Linked DNA regions of Homo sapiens: region 1 is linked to region 2. Evidence: read pairs that join two places in POLR2A ChIA-PET (ENCODE). Cell type or tissue: OCI-LY7. All regions are shown on one strand. Links, peaks and the distances in the headings refer to the core of each region. The heading gives the core; the rest is flanking DNA. Region 1 has its middle 5.0 kb from the start of VPS54. Region 2 has its middle 15 kb from the start of LINC00309.

Region 1 (4,400 bases), core at 1-4,000, 200 kb before region 2:
CTGTATTTGGCATATTTATTATATCTGTTACCGACCAATCACATGAAAAGTGATAGTCCATCAAGGTTATATGTTCTAATTAGAGGGAGAATGGCAAATTTTCTAATGCCATAACACCTATAAAAGGGCTATGTTTATGTTTACTGTGTATTCTGTGCATATTTGTATAGGTGGCAGTAGTAAGGTTAACATAGCTACTCAATCACTGAACACTGCCTTTCTTTTTTTTTTTTTTGAGATGGAGTCTTGCTCTGTCACCCAGGCTAGAGTGCAGTGGCACGATCTCGACTCACTGCAAGCTCCACCTCCCAGGTTCATACCATTCTCCTGCCTCAGCCTCCCAATATAGCTGGGACTACAGGCGCCCGCCTCCACGCCTGGCTAATTTTTTGTATTTTTAGTAGAGACGGGGTTTCACCGTGTTAGCCAGGATGGTCGTGATCTCCTGACCTCACGATCTGCCCGCCTCGGCCTCCCCAAGTGCTGGGATTACAGGCGTGAGCCACCATGTCCGGCCTGAACATTGCCTTTCTAATGATTTATTTGATAGAAACTATACATTCCCGTGCTATATAAATACAGAGGGGAAAGGGGGCACTGATAGAATGAACAATGAGAAAAATAATTTTCCAATTTAGTAAGATAGAAGCACTAGCTTCTTTTTTCTGTGATAGCAAACCTTGAATCTATGCAATGGAAACCCATCCACATTCTTAACCTACTCTACAGCTAAATATGTGTAATTATATTGTGTGTTTAGTATAAATAAGCTATCTTTGATAAGCAAGATTTACATGCACTAATGAACTGAAGGTGTCAAGCTGGTAATTGTTTCATTAGGGTTTGGATCCAATAATGTCCTGAATTATTTTATGCATCATATTTGAGCTATTCTTAAATGTTATATATATAAATATATAATTATATGTGTTTTTATAATTTAAAAAATTTTACAATTTTTGATACAGCTAATATATAGTATATAAAAATATAAATGATAATTTATAACAATATGACTCTAACCTGAAACTGTGTTTTGATATTTCTTCATAGGTAATATAGGACTATCTTAATGTAGGAAAACTTTCCAGTTTACTTTGAGTATGGTGTAAGATATTAAAGCTAAATGTAGATATAAGCACCACTAGAAAATTTATAATATTTTATGTGGTGATGATAATGTACTCAATACTTGTTGGGAGTAATATACAAGTCTTCAACATATCATCTTTTTGTCTTCTACACCAGCCGCTTGGTTACTTTGGAAGCAATTATTTAACTCTGTTAAATTTCTCTGTTAACTTTTTTCTTGACCTCGATATTTCAGATTTCCATTTTGATTATTATAATAATAGCAGCTGTAATCTACTAAGAATTTACTGCACCCCAAGCATAGGGAAAAACCAAGATACTATGGTATATTAGTTTTCTATTGGTATGTACAAATTATCGCCAATTTAGCAATTTAAAGCAACACACGTTTATTATGTCATGGTTTCTTGAGTCAGGAGTCTCAGCACAACTTAACTTTGCTTAAGGTTTCACAAGGCTGCAATCAAAGCATCCATCAGCCTGTATTGTCATCTGAAAGCTTGACTGAGGAAGAATCTGCTTCCAGTCTCCTTCAGGTTGTTGGCAGCATTTATTTTCTTGCATTTACAGACTGAGAGCCCTGGCTCCTTGCTGGCTCAAGGCTGCCCTCAGATTTTAGAGGCCACCTGCAGTTCCTCACCCTGTGGGTTTCCCTAACACAGCTGTTTACTTCATCAGCCAGTGAGGAGTGTCTTTAAAGTCTCTAAAGTGAATCTGCTAGCCAAATGGAGTGATATCCTAGCATATTTTCTAGGTTTATAGCAGGTCACAAGTTTCACTCACACTTGAGGAGAGGGGATTACAAAAAGTGTGAACAATCATGGTTGCCTTTGATGGTAGCAATCATGAAGGGCTACCCTCGAGCCTATAGTTAATACCACAGGCTTTGGAGTTTGGCCAACCTTGGGCTTTAAACTTGGCTGTGACACTTTAGCTATGTGACTTTATTATCAGCCTCTAACTCATAGCTTGTTCATCTGCAAAGAGGGAAAACAAGCTCTTTGCACTTTATTTTTCTCCCATGTAAAATGGGACTAATAATAGAGTTTAAGGATTAAATGAGCATTTTAACACAGTAACTGGTAACATGAAATACTCAATAAACACTTGTTAGTTTTCTCCTTTTGTTCCCCCTCTTTCCCTCATCTCTTTTTATTTTGAACCTGGTCTGTTAGAAGTCCCAGTTGGCATTTTTACCCTTTCAACTGCTATGTATTTACCCTGGGTCCAGAGTTCATGTACATGTGTGTACACCTGTATCTAGGGCCATTCAAAACCAATTCTAGTATCAACACCTTAAAAAAAAGGATGGATAGTATTGCAAATGTTATTTCCAACTTGAGCTTGGAAAAATAAATAAAATGATAAATGCATAACATTAGAAAGATCATTATTAGACATAGAGGCTTTGAGAGTTTAGAGAACGTTGCTGGGGTTGGCTTCAGTTCTCCCTCTGAATCATGTTCAATAGGTACAAGGTACAAAAGGACGTGTTCTGGCATAATAGTGTTCCTGGGCTCTGAGTTTGTATTCCAGCTTTGCCACTTTCTAAGTAACCTTGGGATATTATTTAAGCTCTTTAAAGCTCAGTTCATTGTGGGGTAATGATAGTATTTAGACTTCGTAGATGTGCTGTGAGGATTACGTTTAAAGTGCACAGTCAGCCCTCAATATCTGCGGATTCCACATCAATAGATTCAACCAACTGTGTATTGAATATATATATATTTAAAAACAATAAAAAATACCAATAAAAAACAATACAGTATAACAACTATTTACATTGCATTTACATTGCATTAGGTAGTATAAATAATCTAGAGATGATTTAAAGTATCTGGGAGGATGTGTGTAGGTTATATGCAAGTACTTTGCCATTTTATATAAAAGACTTACTCAAATCCCTGATTTTGGTAACTGCAGAGGAGGGGGTAGTCCCTGAACCAATCGTCCTCAGATACTGAGGGACGATTGTACTTAAATAGCATAATTTAATGCTTAGTTCATAGTTGGTACTTTAAAATGTTAACTATCATAATTATTATTATAATCTTCACTATATCATTATTATTAGGAAAGCTGTTTTAATGAAACCCGCAAAATAGGAAGGGGCAAGATTTGACTATGAATGAGGTGGTTGAGGTGAGGCATGAGAAGCCACAAGATCTCAAAAGTCCTTATAAGCCCATGGGCTGCAAGTAAGATCAGTGGTCAGAAGGTATAAAAATTGGCAAGTCAAAGCCAAGTGTGGTGGCTCATGCCTGTAATCCTAGCACTTTGGGAGGCCAAGGTGGGAGGATCACGTGAGCCCAGGAGTTTGAGACCAACCTGGGCCATATAGTGAGACCTCATCTCTTAAAATAATTTTAAAAAGTTATATATATATATATATATATATATATATATATATATATAGAGAGAGAGAGAGAGAGAGAGAGAGAGAGAGAGAGAGAGAAAGAGAGACAGAGAGAGAGAGAAAGGGAGAGAGAGAAAGAGAGAGAACATTGACAGGTCAGAAACTGGACAAATAGGAACTAGGGGCCAAGGTAAAATTATGAATTCTCAACCAAACCGAAAAATGCAACCCAAGACACAACAGAAGAGCACATGAAACAAATAATTCGTACTTCAAACATGAAGCCTTTTATATACTTCCTGCTGGAGCAGGAGTCAACCACAGAGCATATCTGGTACGTGTCTGTACCATGCCTGGTACAAAGTAAGAGTTCAATAACTATTTTGAATGGAAAACACAGGAGTCATGTTCCTATAGGAAAATAGTGACTACATTGTTGAGTAGAACAGAGGATATGGGCATATCTTGACAAATATAAGATTACTTTCAAATTGAACAATTTCCCTAGAAAAGTAGTTATATATACCATTTTGTTAGTCCTGCTATCATATTTTTGCTTTATGTTGCTTTATACAGTATTTGGTTCTTTATTCTATGGAGAATATGTCTAATGAACTAAATTGTAACTATTTCCAGGGTAGGATTTTCTGTTGTTGTTGCAGGGTACTTTTAAAAAATTTCCCTACAGAATCTGGAACAGTATACTACATAGTAGATTTTCAGTAGATGCTTGTTGAGTTAAAATAATTATGAATTACCCATCCTTAGTAAATGGTATTTGGCATAATTAATTTTAATAATGTATAAAACTAGTGGGCAACCTTGAAATCATTCTTGACTTTCATGTACCACATCTAATTTGTCAGCAAATTCTGTTATTTCTACCTTTGAAATATATCTAGACTAAAGACTTCTCACCATTCACACTGCATCCAGACTGATCCAAGCCATC
Region 2 (4,403 bases), core at 334-4,333:
CTGCACTCCAGCCTGGGCAACAGAGTGAGACCCTGTCTCAACAACAACAATAACAAAATGGGTATGTGAAAACTTTTCCCGATAATGAATCTCTGCAGACCTTATGATCAAAAACACAAGCTACCACTTGACAGGATGAGGTGTGAGCATAACATACCAGAAAGATTTTAGCATACATGCCACAGTTCAGAAATCCAATGTGTTTTGTGAAATGAAGTCACAACTGGGACTCATATCCCAGTAATGCTGCCATTTCTCAAAATATCTTTAGAATTCCTCCAATCTCCTCACTTTATTTTAACATCTGATATTGATAAAGATATATCACATCGTCATCAGGCTTGGCTCTGGATAGAGTCCTACCATTTCAAAAAAAAAAAAAATAGATCTCTCTTTTTTTTTTTTTTTTGAGACGGAGTTTCATTCTTGTTGCCCAGGCTGCAGTGCAATGGTGCGATCTCGGCTCACTGCAACCTTCGCCTCCTGAGTTCAAGCGAGTCTCCTGCCTCAGCCTCCTGAGTAGCTGGGATTACAGGCATGTGCCACCACACCCAGCTAATTTTGTATTTTTAGTAGAGATGGGTTTCTCCATGTTTGTCAGGCTGGTCTCGAACTCCCTACCTCAGGTGATCCACCCACCTCGGCCTCCCAAAGTGCTAGAATTATAGGCGTGAGCCACCGCACCCAGCCTAAAAAATAGATCTATCTTAATATTTATAAATCATTGAATATTTTCCCTTCCTTCCTTTCTCACATAATTCATAGGCACCTAGCTATGCCAGTCACCCTTCAAGATGCTGGCAAGATAAAGTCCTTATCATCAATGTGTTCATATTTTAATACGGGAGAAAATAACAAAATAAGTTATAATATAACCTAAATTTGTCCAGGCTTCACCAGTCTATGAGTGCAAATATGGTCCTCATAAGAAAAATAACCCAGATTTCACAGGCTTTGGCCCACTTACGTATATAGGAACTTAGCTTCCTGCCAGCCTTTTCACAGAGACTCCCACACTGACCCCTGAGGCTTCTCTAGTTCAGCTCTCCCCTGTTCATAGCTGCTGCTTTCAAGCCTCAAGGATTCCAGGTATCTGGTACTTCTTCCTCATCTTTTTTTTTTTTTTTACTTTTAAAACTTTTATTAAATGATGGAAGAAAAAATACTACTTATTATACTAGTTTAAAGCTTTTCAAAAAATTCTAGAAAACATTTTACAGGGGAGAAATCGCTGCAGTAGGCAGCCTGACTGGCAGCCAGTGTCTCTCGAATAGCTTATCGTAGAGAATGCTTACTGTTTTCTAAACTGATCTGCTGTAAAAAGGAAGAGGCTAGTTTAACCCAGTGAGCAAATGTGGAGCCAAAAGACAGGAAGAAAATAGGGACAGCAGAGTAACAGACATTTTCTACTGAAGCTCAGCAAGCTGCCCCCTCTTTTGGAGTGAGGGGTTAAAAGAACATAAATACTCTGCTACAGATAGTGGTCCCTGGTCATCACACAGCAGCAACACACCCCATGAGGGCAGAAGTTTTGTCCATTTTCTTCATGTCTTCATCAGACCTAGAAGAGTGCCCGACACTTACTAGCTGCTCAATACATATGTGAACGTTGAATGAACAAATGTCAAAATAGGGTTAGTCCTTCAATCCACATTTCACTGTGACCCAGTTATCTTCTACGCAGAAATGGGGAGAATGACTCTCCCCTTGCTCATTGCAACATTTTGTTTTCTGCGTCCCAATGCAAAGGTATCTGGGCCCCTCTTCTTCCAAAATCCTTGATGATCATAGCCCTTTTCAAATTCTGCATCAGCTCCTTTTTGTAAGAACAGTTTTGGTCTTTGAGTAACTGCTGGGAAACAGACATACTTGAACCCCAAGTATGGCCTAGGCTCAAACTTAATCTCCTGACTTAATTACCAGTTAGCATGATAAGAGCTATACTAGATGCACATACAGGGACATGGGAAAGGAACAAAGAAACTGCAGACAGCAGGAAATCAGAGGGAGGAGGACAGATGGTGTAGAAAGATGATGGATGAAACTCTGCCTGCTTCGTGTTTTTGCTTTGTACTTGCTCCCACCCCCCAATTTTTACTTCATAATCTGATTGGAACTTCCTCTTCCTCATTTTGTAATTTCCTCTTTCCAAGTACATGATAGGTGCTAATTTTGTTTGTTGACTGGCTAACAAAGAGAATTAAGACCTTAGTGGAGTCCCATTGCCTTTCCCCTAATATTTGCTTTTCCATATTGATTGCTCTTTGGTTGAACTGGGATATGAAATACTGGATAATGAGAACACAATAAATCCTCAGTTGTTCAAATCAATCACTACTAATGGACGGCACACAATATCCCAAGCATTGTGCTAGATGGAAAGCCACACAGATTAATAAGGGTGCAGCTCTAAAGAAGCAAACAGTGTAGCAATAGTGATGAAGCATGCCAAGCAGCTAGACTGTAAGGTAGAAAGAGTCCTGTGGTGTACTAGAAGATCACATAACTTGCTATAAGAACACAGAGAACACAGAGGAAGCAAAGAGAAGTCTAGTTTGTAGGCTCTGGGAAGGTTCCATAGACAGCTAGGAAGAATAAACAAGATTTTAACCAGTGGAGATGTGTGAGGGAAGCATGCAGACAGTGGAAGCCCCATGAACAAATTCCATCTACAAAGGGACATATAGATGCTTCCAGTGGTTTCTCTCATCCTTTATCAGTTATGTGGCAGTCTCTTATGACATAACCAGTAGAATAGTTATGGCATGTTTTTTAGAGTTTGCATTGAAGGACAGGGTTTCATTGAACAATGCTGCTGGCAGTATTTTAAAAGAAAGATTAAAGTGTCACACTGCATGTGACTCTGTCTATCTAATTCTGCATACAAAGCAGATGGCTGTTAAATGTTTGTTCCATCCCTGGTATTGTTTGCCTTGTAAATGCTAAAGAGAGCTGAAACCGAGAATTCTACCACAGTAAAGGAATTTTTTTGCCTATAATTTGTTTATAACATATTCTGGGCTAACAGGCAAGCTCTCTGCTCCCTGGGGCTATGCTGTAAGTGCACACACATTCCGGAATGATCAGCCTTTTCCTCGCTGATGCTAAGAGCCCCAAAATCAATACATACAATCATTTATCACTGACAGATTAGCAATTTCTATTGATTTCTTCTGAAATGGGAATTTGCACACTCCACGGAGCTTTATTCTTTTAATAAGCAACTAGGCAATCAGTTGTAATTTCAGGTTTTGAAATGCTTTGGCAACAGTTTTTATGAAACACACAGAAGAAAAACAAGAAGGGGCCCTGGATAGTTTCAAAGTCTTGCGAAGATGTACAGAAGCGAATTTCGATTGCCTGCCTGTGCCAACAGTGTACCTCTGTCCCCTGAAGCAGATGCTCTGTCCTTTGCCATGAATCTAAGGACTACTGTTAATTTGCAAACTTCCAAAGTCTGGTGGGCTTCTTGTCTTTCTTCCCTTTCTAAAAACCATTGTCAACCTGGGATACAATCTTAGGCTGTACATCTTCAGAGACTAGCAGGCAGCAGTGTTTGGAGGATCCACTTTTAAGCAGGCTTAACCTAGCGCTTTTCAAACTCTCCTGGGGAGCCCCTTAAAATGTGGATTCTGATTCTGGGGTGGGGTCTCAGATTTTACATTTTCAACAGGCTCCCAGGTGCTACCTGTGGCAGGACTTTAAACTCTTTTCCCTGACAGAATTCCTCTTCAAGGTAGAAAGGACAGGTGTGAGACAAGGGCAGAGTGCTAGGCACTCAAAGGCCACTTGATGACACAGAGCCCTGAACAAATGTCCCACAAACACCAGCAATAGAACCAAAAAGGAGAGTCTGAGCTCTTCACTGATAAAGCTTGTTCATTTTTATGTGTATCTCTGAGGCAGTACGTGAATGGGATAATAGAAGAAGGGAAAGAAAATCAATCATTCATTCCTCTGTTCTGTACATTTGAATCCCCTACTCCATACCAGGCATTTTAGGTGCAGGAAATGTAAAATATAGTAAAAGTGGTATAGAAAAGTCTATTTTGGAAATGCAGATACTGAAAGCATTCCCCTCAACCTTTTTCTTTTGGTCAGGAAACTTACTCCAAGACACCCTACACACAAGGAATCCAGCCGTTCAGCATTCCCAGCAGAACAACATTATCTATCATTGTTCTTTGTGTTCAGAGATATTCTGGCAAAGATGTTACTATTCCTGTGTGTGAGTTTGGCAGAAAGCCCTAAGATGTGACCTAATTTCCAAATAGCTTGTCCTTCTGGTTAGCTGTTATTAGTAAAACCTGCTGTAGTTTATGACTCTACCTTATAGACTTCGGGAAAATCATCAGGAAAGCAATGGAGATTTCCCACCTGAATTAGCTTGTGTTAACTAGCTA

What was found. ChIA-PET counts read pairs that join two places held together with the same protein. Peaks named below come from ENCODE experiments on the same cell type or tissue, not always from the same donor. Only the 100,000 strongest peaks of a DNase experiment are listed, where the experiment ranks them.
Region 1: POLR2A ChIA-PET joins it to region 2 with 6 read pairs; 3 of 35 experiments call an interaction of 5 or more read pairs at or near these places.

The regions. Positions count from the first base shown.
Region 1 is chr2:64,022,223-64,026,622 of GRCh38, forward strand. No RefSeq gene overlaps it. Among named protein-coding and RNA genes, the nearest start is that of VPS54, 5.0 kb to the left of the region's middle. In OCI-LY7, for the core only: CTCF peaks have their summits at 176, 1,654 and 1,854; DNase peaks (open chromatin) are centred at 1,699 and 3,719; H3K4me3 peaks cover 301 bases.
Region 2 is chr2:64,218,350-64,222,752 of GRCh38, forward strand. No RefSeq gene overlaps it. Among named protein-coding and RNA genes, the nearest start is that of LINC00309, 15 kb to the left of the region's middle. In OCI-LY7, for the core only: no CTCF peak of the experiment used is centred there; a DNase peak (open chromatin) is centred at 2,092; H3K4me3 peaks cover 557 bases; H3K27ac peaks cover 548 bases.